Linked DNA regions of Homo sapiens: region 1 is linked to region 2. Evidence: chromatin loops called from intact Hi-C (ENCODE). Cell type or tissue: MCF 10A. All regions are shown on one strand. Links, peaks and the distances in the headings refer to the core of each region. The heading gives the core; the rest is flanking DNA.

The links. Hi-C counts contacts between places; a loop is a spot of excess contacts. Peaks named below come from ENCODE experiments on the same cell type or tissue, not always from the same donor. Only the 100,000 strongest peaks of a DNase experiment are listed, where the experiment ranks them.
Region 1: a loop joins it to region 2, with 22 times the contacts of the local background. A loop is called at or near these places in 14 of 110 quality-filtered maps.

Annotation. Positions count from the first base shown.
Region 1 is chr1:161,176,383-161,185,294 of GRCh38, reverse strand. B4GALT3 (beta-1,4-galactosyltransferase 3) reads left to right here and starts at 7,788. Exons shown (of 8, transcript NM_003779.4): 1 at 7,788-7,872; 2 at 8,716-8,861. ADAMTS4 (ADAM metallopeptidase with thrombospondin type 1 motif 4) reads left to right here. Exons shown (of 9, transcript NM_005099.6): 9 at 1-993. It also overlaps a transcript of PPOX not described here. RefSeq lists enhancers at 347-546, 2,871-2,930, 5,961-6,462, 7,601-8,100 and silencers at 7,699-7,868, 8,079-8,128. In MCF 10A, for the core only: CTCF peaks have their summits at 4,269 and 4,471 (motif pointing left); DNase peaks (open chromatin) are centred at 2,844, 4,464 and 7,764.
Region 2 is chr1:161,286,824-161,295,802 of GRCh38, reverse strand. LOC107985221 (a long non-coding RNA gene) reads left to right here and starts at 4,471. Exons shown (of 2, transcript XR_001738270.2): 1 at 4,471-5,115; 2 at 5,387-7,025. LOC124904442 (a long non-coding RNA gene) reads right to left here and starts at 1,474. Exons shown (of 2, transcript XR_007066692.1): 1 at 1-1,474. In MCF 10A, for the core only: a CTCF peak has its summit at 4,089 (motif pointing right); a DNase peak (open chromatin) is centred at 4,092.

The DNA of each region.
Region 1 (8,912 bases), core at 913-8,912, 110 kb after region 2:
TACACCCACACCAACAGTGACACATTGACATAACACACATCCAACTTCACAGAGACACACTAGCACATTCTCTCTTTTTTTTAAAATTTATTTTATTATTATTATACTTTAAGTTTTAGGGTACATGTGCACAATGTGCAGGTTAGTTACATATGTATACATGTGCCATGCTGGTGTGCTGCACCCATTAACTCATCATTTAGCATTAGGTATATCTCCTAATGCTATCCCTCCCCCCTCCCCCCCTGCCTTTCTTTTTCTTCTTTTTTTTCTTAAGACAGATTCTCATTCTGTCACCCAGGCTAGAGTGCAATGGCGTGATCTCGGCTCACTGCAACCTCCACCTCCCAGGTTCAAGTGATTCTCCTGCCTCAGCCTGCCAAGTAGCTGGGATTACAGGTATGCACCACCATGCCCAGCTAATTTTTTGTATTTTTAGTATAGAGACGGGGTTTTCCATGTTGCCCAGGCTGGTCTTGAACTCCCGGGCTCAAGTGATCTGCCTGCCTCGGCCTCCCAAAGTGCTGGGATTACAGGTGTGAGCCAGGGTGCCTGGCCAACACATTCTGTTGATAATATAGATGCAAATAAGTAGTAGGGAGCGGAAAATGTAAGAATTTTCACCTGAAAATGGATCTGAAGAGTAAAAGATATTAATTGACCTAATCGTGCATTGAGAATTGACTGTTTATCCCATTTATTTGTTCAATAAATAAGCCAATGGGTTGTAAACATTGTAAACATTCCACAGCATGTGGAAAGGACATGGATTTTTGGAGTCAAATTGAATCTAAGCCTTGCTACTTACTTACCTGTAATGATGCAACCTTAATTACTTGATCTCTGTAAACCTCAGTTTCCTTACCTACAAAACGTTTGTACTATTACCTGCCTTATAGAGAGGTCCAGACTTAAGAATATGATGATGTAAATGTTTGGCACTGTGTCTGGCTTTTAGTAAGTGGTCAATAAAGGCCAGTTCTCCTTTCCTTATATCTCTTCCTTTGTCTGCTCCCTGACTTCTAACCCCTGCATTCACGTGAGAAAACAGTTATATCAAGGAACTGTCTAGGTCAGATCTAAGGGCCATTTTGTAAATTTGTGCAAAAAGTTCTGGCTTACATTGAAGGGATGATAAAAGGAAAGACATGGTCCTAATCCTCAGAGTTCACAATCTGGTGGCTGAGACAGTCAAGTAGGACAAAAATTTCAGACTTCTGTGATAGGTGCCATGATCAAGGAGGGGCACCTAGCACAGAATATGAGGCCACAGAAGTGTTTCTGGAGGAGGTGCCTGTCTCTCCTTCTAGAAGTGAGCAGTAAGGCTGGGCACAGTGACCCATACCTGTAGTCCCAGCACTTTGGGAGGCCAAGGTGGGAGGATCACTTGAGGCCAGAAGTTCAAGACCAGCCTGGGGGACATGATGAAACCTGGTCTCTACAAAAAATACAAAAAAAGGCAGGGTGCAGTGGCTCATGCCTGTAATCCCAGCACTTTGGGAGGCCAAGGCAGGTGGATCATGAGGTCAGAGTTCAAGATCAGCCTGGTTTGAGAATCTGGTCTCTGGTTCGAGACCAGACCAGGAGTTCGAGACCAGCCTAGTAGATAGAAGATGAAACCCCATAGCTACTAAAAATACAAAATTTAGCCAGCACGGTGGTGGGCACCTGTAATCCCAGCTACTTGGGAGGCTGAGGCAGAAGAATTGCTTGAACCTGGGAGACAAAGGTGGCAGTGAGCCAAGATCATGCCACTGCACTCTAGCCTGGGCATCAGAGCAAGACTCCATCTCAAAAAAAAAAAAAAAAAAAAAAAAAAAAAAAAAATTAGCCAGGTGTGCTTGTGCACGCCTGTAGTCCTAGCTACTCAGGGAATGGGGTGGGGGCTGAGGTGGGAGGATCACTTAAACTCAGGAGGTGGAGGCTGCAGTGAGCTGTGATTGTGCCACTGCACTCCAGCCTGGGTGACAGAATGAGAACTTGTTTCCAAAAAAAAAAAAGAAAGCTGTAAGACTGCAGGGAACCCATGGATGGTGGGAGGGTGTCAGGGGGGCATGATTTCTGTTTGCTAGGTCAGGTTCAGGTTCTTCTATGTTATACAAAACCAAAGTGAGGTAAAGAGGTAAAGAGAACAGACCAGAAAACCAGAAACTGGAGGATAATATGGTAAGAGAAAGAGCTGAGTGGGAGAGAGATCTGGAACAACAGTGTAGGCTGAGGGGAGTTGGAAGGGATAGTTTTGGGAAGAAATAACATCCAAGTAGAAAATGTTGAATGGAAGAGGGAGAGGAATATTTTTTTTTTTTGCAACAGAGTCTCCCTCTGTTTTCCAGGCTGGAGTGCAGTGGCGCCATCTCCACCTCCCAGGTTTAAGCAATTCTCTTGTCTCAGCCTCCCGAGTAGCTGGAATTACAAGCGTGTGCTGCCACACCCGGCTAATTTTTGTATTTTTAGTAGAGACAGGGTTTCACCATGTTGGTCAGGCTGGTCTCGAACTCCTGACCTCAGGTGATCCACCTGCCTCGGCCTCCCAAAGCGCTGGGATTACAGGCATGAGTCTCTGCGCTCGGCCGAGACAGAGGATTTTAAAGACATTGGGCTGTCCATTAAAATGTGCTCCTAATCCACTGCCCCTTTCCCCTGTCTCTGATATTTCCTTGAGAAATTAAGTAGAGATTTAAATTAGTTTTTGATTACTAAACTGGGTTTCTTCTATTGTGTTATGTGCCATGACTGGGCCAGTGTGGGCCCCAGGATTTATTCAGAATATTGAAAGACAGGATGTTGTGGTGGAAACCAGCATGTTAAAATTTAAGTTTTCAGAAACATAACAGTTCTAGGTGATGACTAAGTCCAGGGTGTGGCCAGGGTGAGACAGAGCAGAAGGGAAGGTTCTTGAAAACAGGGAGCTTACAAATTAATGTAAAGGAATGGCCAGAAGATAGTAGATAGGCCTTTGTGGTGGCTCACAGGAGGCTCACTTGAGGCCAGGAATTCAAGACCAGCCTGGGCAACAGAGTGAGACTCCGTCTCCACAAAAAACTAAATTAGCTAGGTACACACCTGTAGTCCTAGCTACTTGAGAGGTTGAGGCAGGAGGATCACCTTAACCCAGGAGTTCAAGGCTGCAGTGGGCTATAATCATGCCATTGCACTCCAGCCTGGGTGACAGAGTGAGTCTCTGACTCTAAAAAAGAAGATGGTTAGATACAGAAGGAGACAGAAAGTGAAGGCTGGGCGCGGTGGCTCAAGCCTGTAATCCCACCACTTTGGGAGGCCGAGGTGGGCAGATCACCTGAGGTTAGCAGTTTGAGACCACCCTGACCAACATGGAGAAACCCCGTCTCTACTAAAAATACAAAATTAGCCGGGCGTGGTAGCACATGCCTGTAATCCCAGCTACTTGGGAGGCTGAGGCAGGAGAGTTACTTGAACCCAGGAGGCGGAGGTTGCGGTGAGCTGCAGATCATGCTGTTGCACTCCAGCCTGGGCAACAAGAGAGAAACTCCATCCCAAAAAAAAAAAAGAAAGTGAGGGTCAGTCCTGTAAGACAGAACGCGATGGAGGAACAGAGGCTCAAAGGAAGGGTCCTCTGGGAGAACCACATTTTCTCTCTTTCTCTCTTTCTTTCTTCTTTGAGACAGAATCTGGCTCTATCACTCAGGCTGGAGTAGTGCAGTGGTGCAATCAGCTCACTGCAGCCTTGAACTCCTGGGTTCAAGTGATCCTCCCACCTCAGCCCTGTGAGTAGCTGGAACTACAGCTGTGAGCCACCATGCCCAGCTAATTTTTGTATTTTTCTTGGAAGGGAATTTTGCCATATTGCCCAGGCTGATCTTAAACTCCTGAACTCAACTGATCCACCTAACTGGGCCTCCCAAAGTGTTGGGATTACAGGCGTGAGCCATGATGCCAGGCCAAGAACCACATTTCAATGATCTGTTTAAGTCTGTCTTTTCCACTACACAGTGATATTCTTAAAAAATCAAGGCTTTTTGAGTTATACTATATCAGAAGCTAAAAATAATAATAAAAAATAATAAAAGTAAAACAAACAAAAAATCAAGTTTGGGAGGCCATAGCGGGAGGATCACTTCAACCCAGGAGTTTGAGACCAGCCTGGGCAACATAGTGAGACTGTCTCTTCAAAAAAAAAAAATTATAATAAAAAAAATCAAGGCTTTGTCTTGGCTTCTATTTGTGCTCAAAAGTTTTCCATAGTTCTAATGATCACAAAACCCCTTAAGGCTAGAGTTCATTTTACAGATGAAATCCAGAGTGTATTGCTCAGTACACAGCCAATGGGTTTCAAAGTTGGTATTGTATTTAAACCCAGCATTATCTCATTTTGAGCCTTCACAGGCACCTCAAACTCATTATGTCTAAAGTTTGTCATCTCTACCCCTTCCCCAAAATGTGCTTCTTCCTAAGTTTTGTTTCTCATTAAATGGCACCACCCAGTGGTCCAAATTAGAAATCTGGGTGTCCTCTTGGAGTCCAATTCCCTAACTTGGCACATCCAGTCAATCTTCAAGTCCTGTTTGCCTCCTGAAAGTTCCCAAAGTTACTTTCTTCCCTCCAGTCCCACGGGTATTACCTATTCTGCATGAGCTTCATCTTATTCCTGGATTTCTGCAGTAACTTTCTAAATAGTCTCCCTGCCTCTGGTCTTGACTACTTCAATTAGTGCTCCACATTTCCTAAAGTTCTGATCATAGCACTCTCTATTTACAGCACTTTAATGCCTTCTTCTTGCCCTCTGGATAAGACCCAAACTCTTTTAGCATGGTTTGTGGAGTCCTTCATTATTTGGCATTTGCTTACCTCTCCAGTCTCATATCTCAACATTCCCTTCACTCTACTGTCCAGCCTTGCGGGCCCAGTTTTAATTTCCCAAACTCCCTAATTTCTTCCTCATTTCCAGAATTTTGCACTTATGGTTTCCTCTGCTTGGAACACTATTCATCTGTTAAAAGTTAATTTTCTAGCTGGGTGTGGTGGCGCATGCCTGTAATCCCAGCTACTCGGGAGGCTGAGGCAGGAGAATTGGCTGAACCCAGGAGGCGGAGGTTGCGGTGAGCCAAGATGGTGCCATTGCACTCCAGCCTGGGCAACAAGAGCAAAACTCTGTCTCAAAAAAAAAAAAAAAAGGTAATTTTCAGAAGAAGGTAAAATTATGACCCTTAAACTGTTGAAGAAAAAATTATTCTGACACTTGTTAAAACAGTAAGGAAGACTATTGCAATAGTCAATGAGCAGAATCAGAGTCAGTGGATGGAAGGAAAATTACATTAAGGCTAGGAGGATTCTTGCTAAACTGACCTAACAGGATCTTTCCTGAAGGCAGGTGAGGGTGATCAGATAGATCAGCTATCAAGGGTGGAGAAGCGGGCAGGGAATTATCCCTAAACTGACTTGGCAGGATTCTTGCTATAACTGGCTAGGCAGGCCCAAGACAGCGCATAAGGACAAGACCTAGCCAAAAAGAGGCCTTAGAGGAGCCTGTTGAAAGTCTGGTTAAGGAGATGGTCTTTGTCAATACCAACATAAAAATGAACACATAGGCCGGGTGCAGTGGCTCATGCCTATAATCCCAGCACTTTGGGAGGCTAAGGTAGGTGGATCATGAGGTCAGGAGTTCAAGACCAGCCTGGCCAAGATGGTGAAATCCCGTCTCCACTAAAATACAAAAATTAGCCGGGTTTGGTGGCGGGAGCCTGTAATCCCAACTACTCGGTAGGCTGAGGCAGGAGAATCGCTTGAATCCGGGAGGCGGAGGTTGCAGTGAGCTCAGATCGCACCACTGCACTCTAGCTTGGGTGACAAAGCAAGACTCCGACTCAAAAAAAAAAAAATTCTCCTTGAAGACTGGGTATTTGGGAAAAAAAAAAAGGAAAGGAAAGGAAAAAAAAGAAGGAAGGGAAGGGAAGGGACGAAGGGAGGGAGGGAGGAAGAAGGGAAGGAAGGAAGGAAGGAAGGAAGGAAGGAAGGAAGGAAGGAAGGAAGGAAGGAAAAAGAGAAATAAAATTAAGAGGCCTGATGCTGTGGCTGACGCCTGTAATCCCAGCGCTTTGGGAAGCCAAGGTGGGCAGATAGTTTGAGCCCAGGAGTTGGAGACCAACCTGGACAACATGGTAAAACTCTGTGTCTTCAAAAAATACAATTAGCTGGATGTGCTGTTGTCCCAGCTACTCAGCTACTCACGGGTCTGAGGTGGGAGGATCCCTTGAGCCTAGGAGGTTGAGGCTGCAGTGAGCTGTGATCTTGCCACTGCACTCCAGCCTGGGTGACAGAGTGAGACCCTGTCACAAATTTTTAAATTAAAAAAAAAAAAGTAAACAAAAAGGCCGGGCGTGGTGGCTCACACCTGTAATCCCAGCACTTTGGGAGGCCGAGGCGGGTGGATCACCTGAGGTCGGGAGTTCCAGACCAGCCTGACCAACACAGAGAAACCCTGTCTCTACTAAACATACAAAATTAGCCGGGTGTGGTGGCGCATGCCTGTAATCCCAGCTACTGAGGAAGGCTGAGGCAGAGGTCGCGGTGAGCCGAGATAGCGCCATTGCACTCCAGCCTGGGCAACAGGAGGGAGACTCCCTCTCAAAAAAAAAAAAAAAAAGTAAAGAAAAAAGAAATTAAGAAAAGAATGAACACGTGTTTATTTTACCTAACTCATGAAGAAACTAGCAGATGTTATAATTAATACAAGAGAAAATCTAGAGAACGGACATATTTATGGATCAGGAAAACAGAAATGAATATGAAAATGGACGCCAAAACTGCTTTTTTTCCCCACAGTGTGGGGAACAGCAGGTTAATTGAACCTCTACCAGACAGGATAGAATTTGCATACAGATCAGTTACCTACATGAATTGTAAAATAACTCCCATGAAAACAGAATCTTTAAAGCAGAAGGATATGCTATAGACAAGTCCTTCAGGTTTCCCATTAGCCATCACTTCTGGGAAGCCTTTCTAGAATCTCCACGTATGAATGAGTTGCCACTTCTAGGCCAGCATATTTATCACGTTATATTGTTTACATCCCTCCCTCCATACAAGATACACAAGACCATGGGCTTTTTGGGGCAGATTCTGTGAGTTATTCAAGTCTCTGATTGCTTCTTCAGCGTGAATATCTGCTTCTAAGGAACACAATATGCTAGGCGGTAGTGTTTGTCGTAAGGTAAACATATTGCATGTTAACGGAGCATCCATTTTACTCTAATATCTGGGGAAACATCATTTGACTTTAAAGAAGACGCTGTCTTTCCCTCCACCTTCAATGTTTCATTGTTTTATTAACTAATCGCTTTTTATTTCCAGGCCTGCGGGATACAACGGGAATACAAAAATGCGCTAGAGCGGTCCGCAACGCTGTAGCCTGCGTAAGGAACAATTGATACTAAGTGGCACTAGGCTGCAGGGGGTGCCACTGACACACTGGGAGAGGGCTCAGCCAACCACAAGGTGATAACGAGGTCAGCGGAGCACCAGAAACCGGCTCACTAGCCTCCTGATCAGTCTCGGCCCAGAGGAAAATGAAGGGCTTGAGCTTCTGCTTTTACAAATCTGAGGGGCAGGAAATGAAATCCCACTAGCAGTCTGCGTAGTGGAGTTGAACCCTAGCACCCGCTCCCCAGGGGGTCGCCTACAACGCGTTCCAGGTGGGCAGGCTCAGGCGCTGCTCCCTCACAAGCCCCCGGCCACGCGGTGTCTGGGACCGGGTGCCTAGTCAGCCCGGGTGGCTCCGCCCCGAGGCCCCGCCCCATGACGCGAGACCCCGCCCCCGCAGCGCCCGCTTCCAAGATGGCGGCAGCGATGCCTGCCCGGCTGTTGGGGTGGCGGTGACGACAGGCAGCAAAAGACCAGGTATGTGCGCTGGGAATGCGTCGACACGGAGGCCTGGGATAAAGGTTTGGGCATTCGAGAGAGTGAGAAGTTTTGGGTAACGCCTGGAGACGAGCCTGAGCAGGGACGGGGTCCTAGGTGGAAGTATGGACGGGGGCCGGGCGGGCTCACGTTGCTAGTAGGTAGGGCAAAAGCAAGAGACTGGGATAGGATGGGCGTGCTCCGAAAGAGCTGGGTTTTAACCCCCTCCACAGCGCGGACCACGCCCCTCTAGGTGAGCCCTTCCAGCCACCCCTGACTGTCTCTGCCCCTGCTCTCCCTCTCCCTTTCTCTTCAGCAGTAACCCTCCTCCCCACCCCCGCTAGAAGAGGGGAAAGGTAGAAAAGGTAGAGGACGCCACCCCCACCCTACTCTCCGCCGAGCTCCGGGGCTGTTCGCTTACAGCCCCCAGGTGGTCACGGTCCCTGCACCTGAGGAGTTGGCACCCAGGCACATGAAGAATAGAAGGAGCCTGTTTCCTACTTCGCCCTGGGTACTCCTTAGGCCACTCCACGGTCCTGTCATGACTCTGTCGCCACTTCAACTGGTTCTTGGTCTGGGGGAAAACAATGTTTCCATTAGCTGTCCTGTCCCCACTCCCCAATCTGTCCTGTTGGGGTGGGGGTACGGGGGTGGTTAAGTATGAACCTGACACTTATCATTCCAGGGTAGCACGGGAGATAGGCGAGGGACCTACCATCTCCTGCTCCTCCTCTTCCTTTCCAACCACTTTCCTTCACTTCGCCTGCTGGGAAACCAGCTTCACCCTGATCCTGATCTCTGGCGGTGCAGGTAGCTAGTTATCCTTTACCACTTCTGTTCCAGCTGGTCCCAGATTCGCTGCTGGAGTGCTGGATGGAGCCTTTCTCTGCCCTCTGTGACATTTCCAATTTTAGATAATGCCTCACATCTCTGTCCCCCCGGGACCCCCTGGAGCCCCCATGATCCCTAAGAAGACAGCTTGAACCTAGGTGAGTCTATCTCTTCCCTTCTAAAATTGGAAGAGGGGGTTCTCTAGAGAC
Region 2 (8,979 bases), core at 372-8,371:
AATGTGGTAAGATCACTTAATTCCATGAACATTGAGCTCATTACTGTACTTCCTTTGCTGTGAAATAAGTTCCTTGATTAGACACAATGCTATGGGGAATGCCATGACTATGGATAAGGCATTTTGTAAGCCCACAAATGGTGGTCCTGGTAAACGCATTGTGTATAAGGAAAGCAAATCCATATTCAGAATGTATCTTTTGGCAGGGCGTGGTGGTTCATGCCTGTAATCTCAGCTACTTGGGAGGCTGAGGTGGGAGGATTGCTTCAGCCCAGGAGACAGAGGTTGCAGTGAGCTGTAATTGTGTGATTGTGCCACTGCACTCCAACCTGAGTGACAGAGCAAGACCCTGCCTCAAAAACAAAACGAAACAAAAAACCCTCTGCCCCCTCCATGATGGAGGAAGGCCAGTGTAATTAACCTGCCATTAAGCATCCAGTGGGAAGGTGGTCCCCTCAGAGAATAGTGTGTATCAGGGCCTCAATGTTGGTTTCTGCTCTTGACATATTAGGCACTCAGTGGTAGCATTAATTAGATCAGCCTTGGTAAGGGAAACTCTGTGTTGTTGAGCTCATGCATAGGCTCCATGCCTGCCAAAATGGCCACTTTGTCCAAGGGCTAACTGAGCAGCACTGGGGGTGCCAGGAAAAGAGGCTTTTGGTGGACAGTCACCTGGAACATTAATTTTTTCACAGTCTGTATCCATTCTGTGTTCCATTCATGTATCTCTTCTTCATCTATAATATAACCAATATAGATATAGATATATGTTTATTATAAGAAATTAGCTCACATGATTTTGGAGGCTGGGAATTCTCAAGATCTGCAGAGAAGTTCCAAAACCTGCAGTCTGCAGGCCTGACTACCAGCAAGTTAATGGCATAAGTTCCAATTCAAGTCCAAAGGCAGGAGAATACCAATGTCTCAGTTTGAATACCATCAGGCAGAGAGAATGAATTTTCTCTCATTCAGCCTTTTGTTCTATTTACACCTTCAATAGATTGGATGAGGCTCACCTATAATGGGGAGGATAATCTGCTTCAGACTACTGATTCTAATGTTAGTCTCATCCAGAAACACCCTCACAGACACACCCAGAATAATGTTGAACCAAGTATCTGGGCACCTTGTGGCCCAGTCAAGTTGACACTTAAAATTAACCATCACATATAACCATTTCCATTTAATGATAAATTGCTGCTTTGTGGCTGGGCACAGTGTCTTATGCCTGTAATCCCAGCCCTTTGGGAGGCAAAAGCATGTGGATGGCTTGAGCCCAGGAGTTTGAGACTAGCTTGGGCAACATGGCAAAACCTCATCTCTACAAAAAATTCAAAAATTAGCCAGGTGTGGTGTTGCACACCCGTAGTCCCAGCTACTCGTGAGGCTGCGGTTGGAGGATCAGTTGAGCCTGGGAGGCAGAGGTTGCAGTGAGCTGAGATCTCACCACTGCACTCTAGCCTAGGCAACAGAGTGAGACCCTGTTTCAGAAAAAAAAAAATGCTGCAGCTGGGCACGGTGGCTCACACTTGTAATCCCAGCACTTTAGGAGGCCAAGGCGGGCGGATCACCTGAGGTCAGGAGGTTGAGACCAGCCTGGCCAACATGGAGAAACCCCATCTCGGCTCACTGCAACCTCCACCTCCCAGATTCAAGAGATTCTTAGCCTTCTGAGTAGCTGGGACTACAGTTGTGCACCACCATGCCTGGCTAATTTTCTTGTATTTTTAGTGGAGACAGGGTTTCACCATATAGGTCAGACTGGTCTCCTGGCCTCAGGTGATCTGCCAGCCTTGGCCTCCCAAAGTGCTAGGATTGGACACATGAGCCACCATGCCCAGCCTAATTTCTTCCTTTTTAAAATTATTTTTTATTTTTAATTTTTTGTATAGACAGGGTCTCACTATGTTGTCCAGGCTGGTTTCAAACTCACGGCCTTGTGCAATCTTCCAGCCACGGCCTCCCAAAGTGCTGAGATTACAGGCATAAACCACCACACCCAGCTACGCAACTTATTTCTGAATGCAGGAGACCATCAGAGGAGTATTAGGGGTTTAAAATAAAATATGAGTTATGAAGTCAGAAAGGCCTAAAGTTTTAAGGAAATTATTTAGTCTCTCTCTATGAATCCTTCTTAATCTATAAAATAGGAGTAATAATATATAACTGTTAGAGAATCAAGGGAAATGTTGAATGTCAAATTATGGTGTTAAAGAAAAAAATTTATTTACCATAAATAGACCTGATTCAGAATCATCTTCAGTAATACCTTCTTTCCTTCAAAAGTGGCTTTGGAGTCATGTAGGATTTTTTTTTTTTCTTTTGGGACGGAGTCTCGCTCTGTCACCCAGGCTGGAGTGCAGTGGCGCGATCTCGGCTCACTGCAAGCTCCGCCTCCCGGGCTCACGCCATTCTCCTGCCTCAGCCTCTCCGAGTAGCTGGGACTACAGGCGCCCGCCACCATGCCCGGCTAATTTTAAGTCAGATTGATTGACTGATTGATTGATTGATTGATTGATTGATTTGAGGCATGGTTTTACTCTGTTGCCTAGGCTGGAGTGCAGTGGCACGATCTTGGCTCACTGCAACCTTGGTCTCCTGGGCTCTAGCGATCCTTCTGCCACAGCCTCACGAGTAGCTGGGACTACAGGCAAGCACCACCATGCCCGGCTAATTTTTATTAGGCGGATCACTTGAGCCCAGGAGTTCAAGACCAGCCTGGGCAATGTGGCGATACCCCCTTCTCTACAAAACATACAAAAACTAGCTGGGTGTGGTGGCACATGCCTGTAGTCCCAGCTACTTGTGAGGCTGAGGCGGGAGGATCAATTGAGCCCAGGAGATGGAGGCTGTAGTGAGCCGAGATGCTGCCACTGCACTCCAGCCTGGGAGGCAGAGCAAGACAGTCTCAAAAACAAACAAAAAAAAACTGCTGTGAATGCAACAGTAATACATGCAAACTGATAGGTAGGTATTAGAGACTCAAATACCACAGATAGCATTGTCTTATGACATGGATTCCTGAAATGGCAAACAACTCTTGGTAAAGTTCTGAACAAAAATTATGATGTCCCTTCAATCTACACATTACTTGTATTTCTTGGAAATTCAGGGTCTAAAACAATGACAAAAATACTTTGCATTTATATGTAAAATGGAGTTGTGTTCCAGGCTCCTTCTGGTTATAACAGGCTTTATTTACCTAAATTAATATCCAATGGGACTTTTTTTTTTTTAGATGGAGTCTCATTCTGTCACCCAGGCTGGAGTGCAGTGGTGCGATCCCAGCTCACTACAACCTCCGCCTCCCTGGTTCAAGCGATTCTCCTGCGTCAGCGTCCCGAGTATCTGGGACTACAGGTGCACGCAAGCATGGACAACTAATTTTTGGATTTTTATTTATTTATTTTTTTAAAGACAAAGTCTTGCTCTGTCGCCCAGGCCGGAGTGCAGTGGCACGATCTCAGCTCACTGCAGCCTCCGCCTCCCAGGTTCAAGCAATTCTCCTGCCTCAGCCTCCCGAGTAGCTGGAATTACATGCTCCCACCACCATGCCCAGCTAATTTTTGTATTTTTAGTAGAAATGGGGTTTCACTATGCTGGCCAGGCTGGTCTCGACCTCCTGACCTCAGGTGATCCGCCCGCCTCGGCCTACCAAAGTGCTGGGATTACAGGTGTGAGCCATGGCGCCTGGCCTCCAATGGGGCTTTTAAAAGTCATGTGAGATGTGGGACAATTCTTTTTTGTGCAGCACTGTCCTGGTCATTGCAGTATTGTCTAGGATCCTTGGCTCCTAAATACCAGGATCCTTCACCACCACCATCACCACCCCACCCCCCACCCCAATACACACACACACACACACACACACACACACACACACACACAATGGTCATTGCAGTATTGTCTAGCATCCTTGGCTCCTAAATACCAGGAACCTTCACCACCACCATCACCACCTCACCCCCCACCCCAACACACACACACACACACACACACACACACACACACACACACACACACAGTGACAACTAAAAAAAATCCCCCCACAGATACCCAAAACATCCCCTAGAGGGCAGTGCACCCTGTTGTTGAGAACTGATTTAGAAGAATAAATGAGGCCTAGGGCCTTCCCATGAGTTAAGAGGAGAGTTTAGCTTAGCTTCAGGATATCCACACCTACTCACTGGTTCTTCCCTGGAAGGATGAGGGACCAGAGAAGGTACAGATTTTACCTGTCTAGGTTATGAGGGACCAAGTGGATATGCCTGAGCTCAGCTAAGGGAAGCTCTGCCCTATAAGCTAGGCTGGACAACATTCTTGACAACCAATCTATTGCCCTTCACTTATCTAGCCCCTTATCAGGGTAATACAAAGGGCTCAGATTCTGGAGCCAGACTGCCTGAGTTCTGGTCCTAGCTCAAACATTTATTTGTTTTGGGCAGGTTATTTAATATTTATGTGCCTCAGTTTCTTCATTTATAAAATGGGGATAATAATAGTATCTATGTCATAAAGCAGCAAGAATTAAATGAGTTAATATATGTAAACGTGCTTAGAATGGGATCTGACACACAACTACTTACAAATCTTAGATATTACTATTATCATCACCATTCATATTCTGTAGGTAGCATAAGGCTGAGGAATCACCCCAACTTGGGGGTGAGCATCACTGAAGATCCTAAGTCTCATGTAACCTGAGCCAACAAAGAGTTATGTGCAGGTAAGGATACTCTCAAGTGATCTAGTGGGGGTGGCTCCCTTTGCTTCATGTGGATTGGTGAGTAAGGAAAGCCTATGATGATGATGACCATGATGATGATGATGATGATGATGATGATTGAAGCATGATGCTGAGAGGAAGGGTTCACCCTAACCCGATGACTGCAGGAGAGAAAGAGCCAACAAAGGAATGAGGAAGCTCTTCCTGCACCCTAGTGAACAGGCTGACTTTCTAATTATCTGTGGACTGTGAATCTCTGCCTTTGTAGATCTGGAGTCAAAGCTGCCACCTAAACAACCAGAAGGAAAGGCACCATCTTACACAAAAAGCAAACCTCAGGCCAGGCGCGGTGGCTCATGCCTGTAATCCCAGCACTTTGGAAGGCCGAGGTGGGCGGATCATGAGGTCAGGAGATTGAGACCATCCTGGCTAACACGGTGAAACCCCATCTCAACAAAAATGCAAAATATTAGCCAGGCCTGGTGGCGGGTGCCTGTAGTCCCAGCTGCTTGGGAGGCTGAGGCAGGAGAATCGCTTGAACCCGGGAGGCGGAGCTTGCAGTGAGCTGAGATCACACCACTGCACTCCAGCCTGGGCGACAGAGCCAGACTCTGTCTCAAAAAAAAAAAAAAAAGCAAACCTCCTGACCCCCACCCTCAGTTTTCAGAGGCACAGACAGCAGAGGAGCTACATTTGCAGAGAAGATGATGAAGGAAGACAGCAGCTCACTGGAGAGTGATTCCTGTGAGGGCAAGTTTTCAGGGACCGAGCACAGCAGGGACAAGGAAGCTGCCAGAAGCCACTCCCACTGCAAACAGTTCCAAAAATAAGGGAAACTCAGCAAGGGAAAGAGGGTGGAGGGAATGGCAAAGAGGTGGGCACCGAGGGCAGCTCCCAAAAAGGACATTAGGGCAGGGATTAGTTGCAAGAGGAGGAGATGGAAGAGATGAAAGTGGAAAGAGCTGACTCTAGATTGGGGCAAGATCAAGGGGACATCAAGGGTCCTACCCAGCAGCAACACTAAGTCTCTGAAATTAGAATTGCAGGATCATCCAGGGAGCAGAATCCTTCTACCTTTAGCTGCCTGAAACTTCACCAAGATGTACATATTTGGACTTCAGGAACATAATTACAACTATATCCCCTGCTTGGATTGCCAGACCTCTCCCACGTATAGATGGGACTATTATCCCAGCTCTGCCACCCCTACGCAGTTGAAAAAAATACCAAAACAGATATCAGCGATATGGATGTGATATTGTGATATAATAAGAAATATATATTTGGTTTTCCTCCTTCAGTTTTGGCACAGTGGGTTCCAGCACACAGCTCCTAAAACCCTTAGAATTTCCTAAGTGAGCCAGGTGCAGTGGTACATGCCTGTAGTCCCAGTTTCTCAGGAGGCTGAGGTGGGAGGATTGCACCTGTGAATAGCCACTGTACTGAAGACTGGGTAACATAGTGAGACCTTATCTCTAGAAACAAATTTTTTAGTTAAAAAAAATTAAAGAATATCCTGAGTGTTAGGAGGGGAGCATCTTTATTATTTGTAATAAGCCCCTTTCTTCTTCTTCTTTTTTTTTTTTTTTTGAGATGGAGTTTCACTCTTGTTGCCCAGGCTGGAGTCCAATGGCGCTATCTCAGCTCACCGCAACCTCCACCTCCCAGGTTCAAGCAATTCTCCTGCCCCAGCCTCCCGAGTAGCTGGGATTACAGGTATGCGCCACCATGCCTGGCTAATTTTGTATTTTTAGTAGAGATGGGGTTTCTCCGTGTTGGTCAGGCTGGTCTCGAACTCCCAACCTCAGGTGATCAGCCTGCCTTGGCCTCCCAAAATGCTGGGATTACAGGCGTGAGCCACCGCACCCGGCTTAATAAGCCCCTTTCAACCTTATCTGTGTTTATGTTAATGAGCCAACTCTCTGAGGATGAAAGCCTGGTTGCCAGAGAAACCAACCTTGTGATTAGAGGTTTGGAAATTTCAGCGCCCGCCCCCCACCCCCCCAACCCCCACCAGGCCTTCAGGAAAGGCAGAGGGGACTGACTCAATCAACAATGGTCAATGATTCAGTCAACCATGCCTACATAATAACGCCTCCATGAGAACCCTAAACAATGGGGCTTGAGATTCGGAGAGCTTTCAGGTTGGTGAACACATGGAGGTGCTGAGAGGTTGGCACACCAGAGAGGGCATGGACGCCCCATGCACCTCTTATCCCCATACTTTGCTTTATGCATCTCTTGCATTTGTTTGTTCCTGAGTTGTATCCTTTCTAATAAATCAGTAACAGTAAGTAAAGCAGTTTTCTGAGTTCTATGAACCATTCTAGAAAATTACTGAACCTGAGGCATGGTCATGGGAACCCCTGATGTACAACCAGTTTGCCAGAAGTATAGGTCACAATCTGAGACTTGCAACTAGTGTGAAGTCTTGGTAGTGTCATAATTGGATTGCAGGACACCCAGTTGCTGTCCACAGTTGGAGAATTGCCTAATGGGAGGAGAAAACTCAAACATTTGGTGTCGGAAGTGCTGAATATAAGAAAAATGAGTTTCTTCTTTTTAACTTTCTTCCTTGACTGTTTCTTATGCTTGTATTTTCTGCTAAGCCATTTATAAAGGCATTCACCCATTCCCCAAATACTCAGTTTTTGCTCCACAAAAGAAAGCACTCAAGAATAATTCCTCAGTGATTAGTATTTGAGGATTAGTTCTTCAGTAGTAGGTACTAGAGGGACAGGGAAGTGAAGCAAGGTTCTAGAGCCCCAAGATCCCAGCCTCAGCCCAGGGCCCCAAGGAGGAATTATAGGCATGCTAGAGAAAAGAGGCTCAGTTTGAGTGCCCATGATAGGAATAAGTAGCATGGCAGAGAGAAAACAGTGTTCAGAACCTTCATTGAGAACTACCATTTGTTCAGCAAAAGATGCCCAAGTCTCTCTTTCTGGTTAGAGCTCTTTCCCAAAGCAATGACTATGTTTTTGCTACCATGCCCTTTATTAAAAATATGAGTATGAGCATGAGAACAAGCATAACATTTTTAAAGCGAGAGATGGTAAAGGGAAAAATCATTTCAGCACTGTGCTCCAGATCAGTGTGGCAAAAAACAAATAAACAGATACCCCCAAGCAGCAGAGTCTGCAAGAGAGGAGCTGGTGGCAAAGGACTCCAGCATTGCCTTAGCACCAGCCACAAAAGTTCACTTCACCAAAAAGAGGAAGCCCCTGCCTTACCCTAGTACCCACAGGGGCAGACCAGGTACAGCACCCATCAATTCTCATCTTATGTCCATGGAACAAGGGAAGGGGGAATACTCCAGCTTTATCAGACACACTGGACACACAGCAGGTGTGGCAATGAGGTTATCCTTTTATTTGCCTATGAGGCTGGGACCAAAGTTCACCATCATTACCATACTGTACTCAGAACAGATTCCAAAAGTAACAGTAAAATTTCCTCCTTTTCCCTGGCATCAGAAGAAGGGGGGAATTCCTTTAACATAGGACCTTCCAATGAATTACTGGTCAATTCTCCTCATATCCTATGGCAACGGGCTTGCTACGCATGAGTAAACTTTGAGCTATAGGTTACCTTCTAGGGATATTGTTCCTTGTTTCCCATTCATAGCTGCCACATGGTTTACACACACATACACGTTTTTTTTTCAGAGACAGGGTCTCCCTCTGTCACCCAGGCTGGAGTGCAGTGGTGTGATCATAGCTCATGGCAGCCTTGAACTCCTGGGCTCAAACGATCCTCCTGCCTCAGCCTCCCAAGTAGCTGGCATTATAGGCATGCACCATCGTGCCCAGCTGACTTTTTTTTTTTTTGAGATGGAGTTTCACTCTGGTTGCCAAGGCTGGAGTGCAATGGCATGATCTCAGCTCCACAACCTCTGCCTCCTGGGTTCAAGTGATTCTTCTGCTCAGCCTCCCAAGTAGCTGGGATTAAAAAGATGTGCCACCACGCCAGGCTAATTTTGTATTTTTAGTAGAGATGAGGTTTCTCTATGTTGGTCAGGCTGTTCTTGAACTCCCAACCTCAGGTGATCCACCCATCTTGGCCTCCCAAAGGGCTGGGATTACAGGCATGAGCCACCGCACTTGGCCTCCAGCTGACATATACATACATATATATATACATATATATATATTTTTTGAAACAGAGTTTCACTCTTGTCACCCAGGCTGGAGTGCAGTGTAGTGGTGCCATCTCTGCTCACTGCAACCTCTGCCTCCTGGGTTCAAGCGATTCTC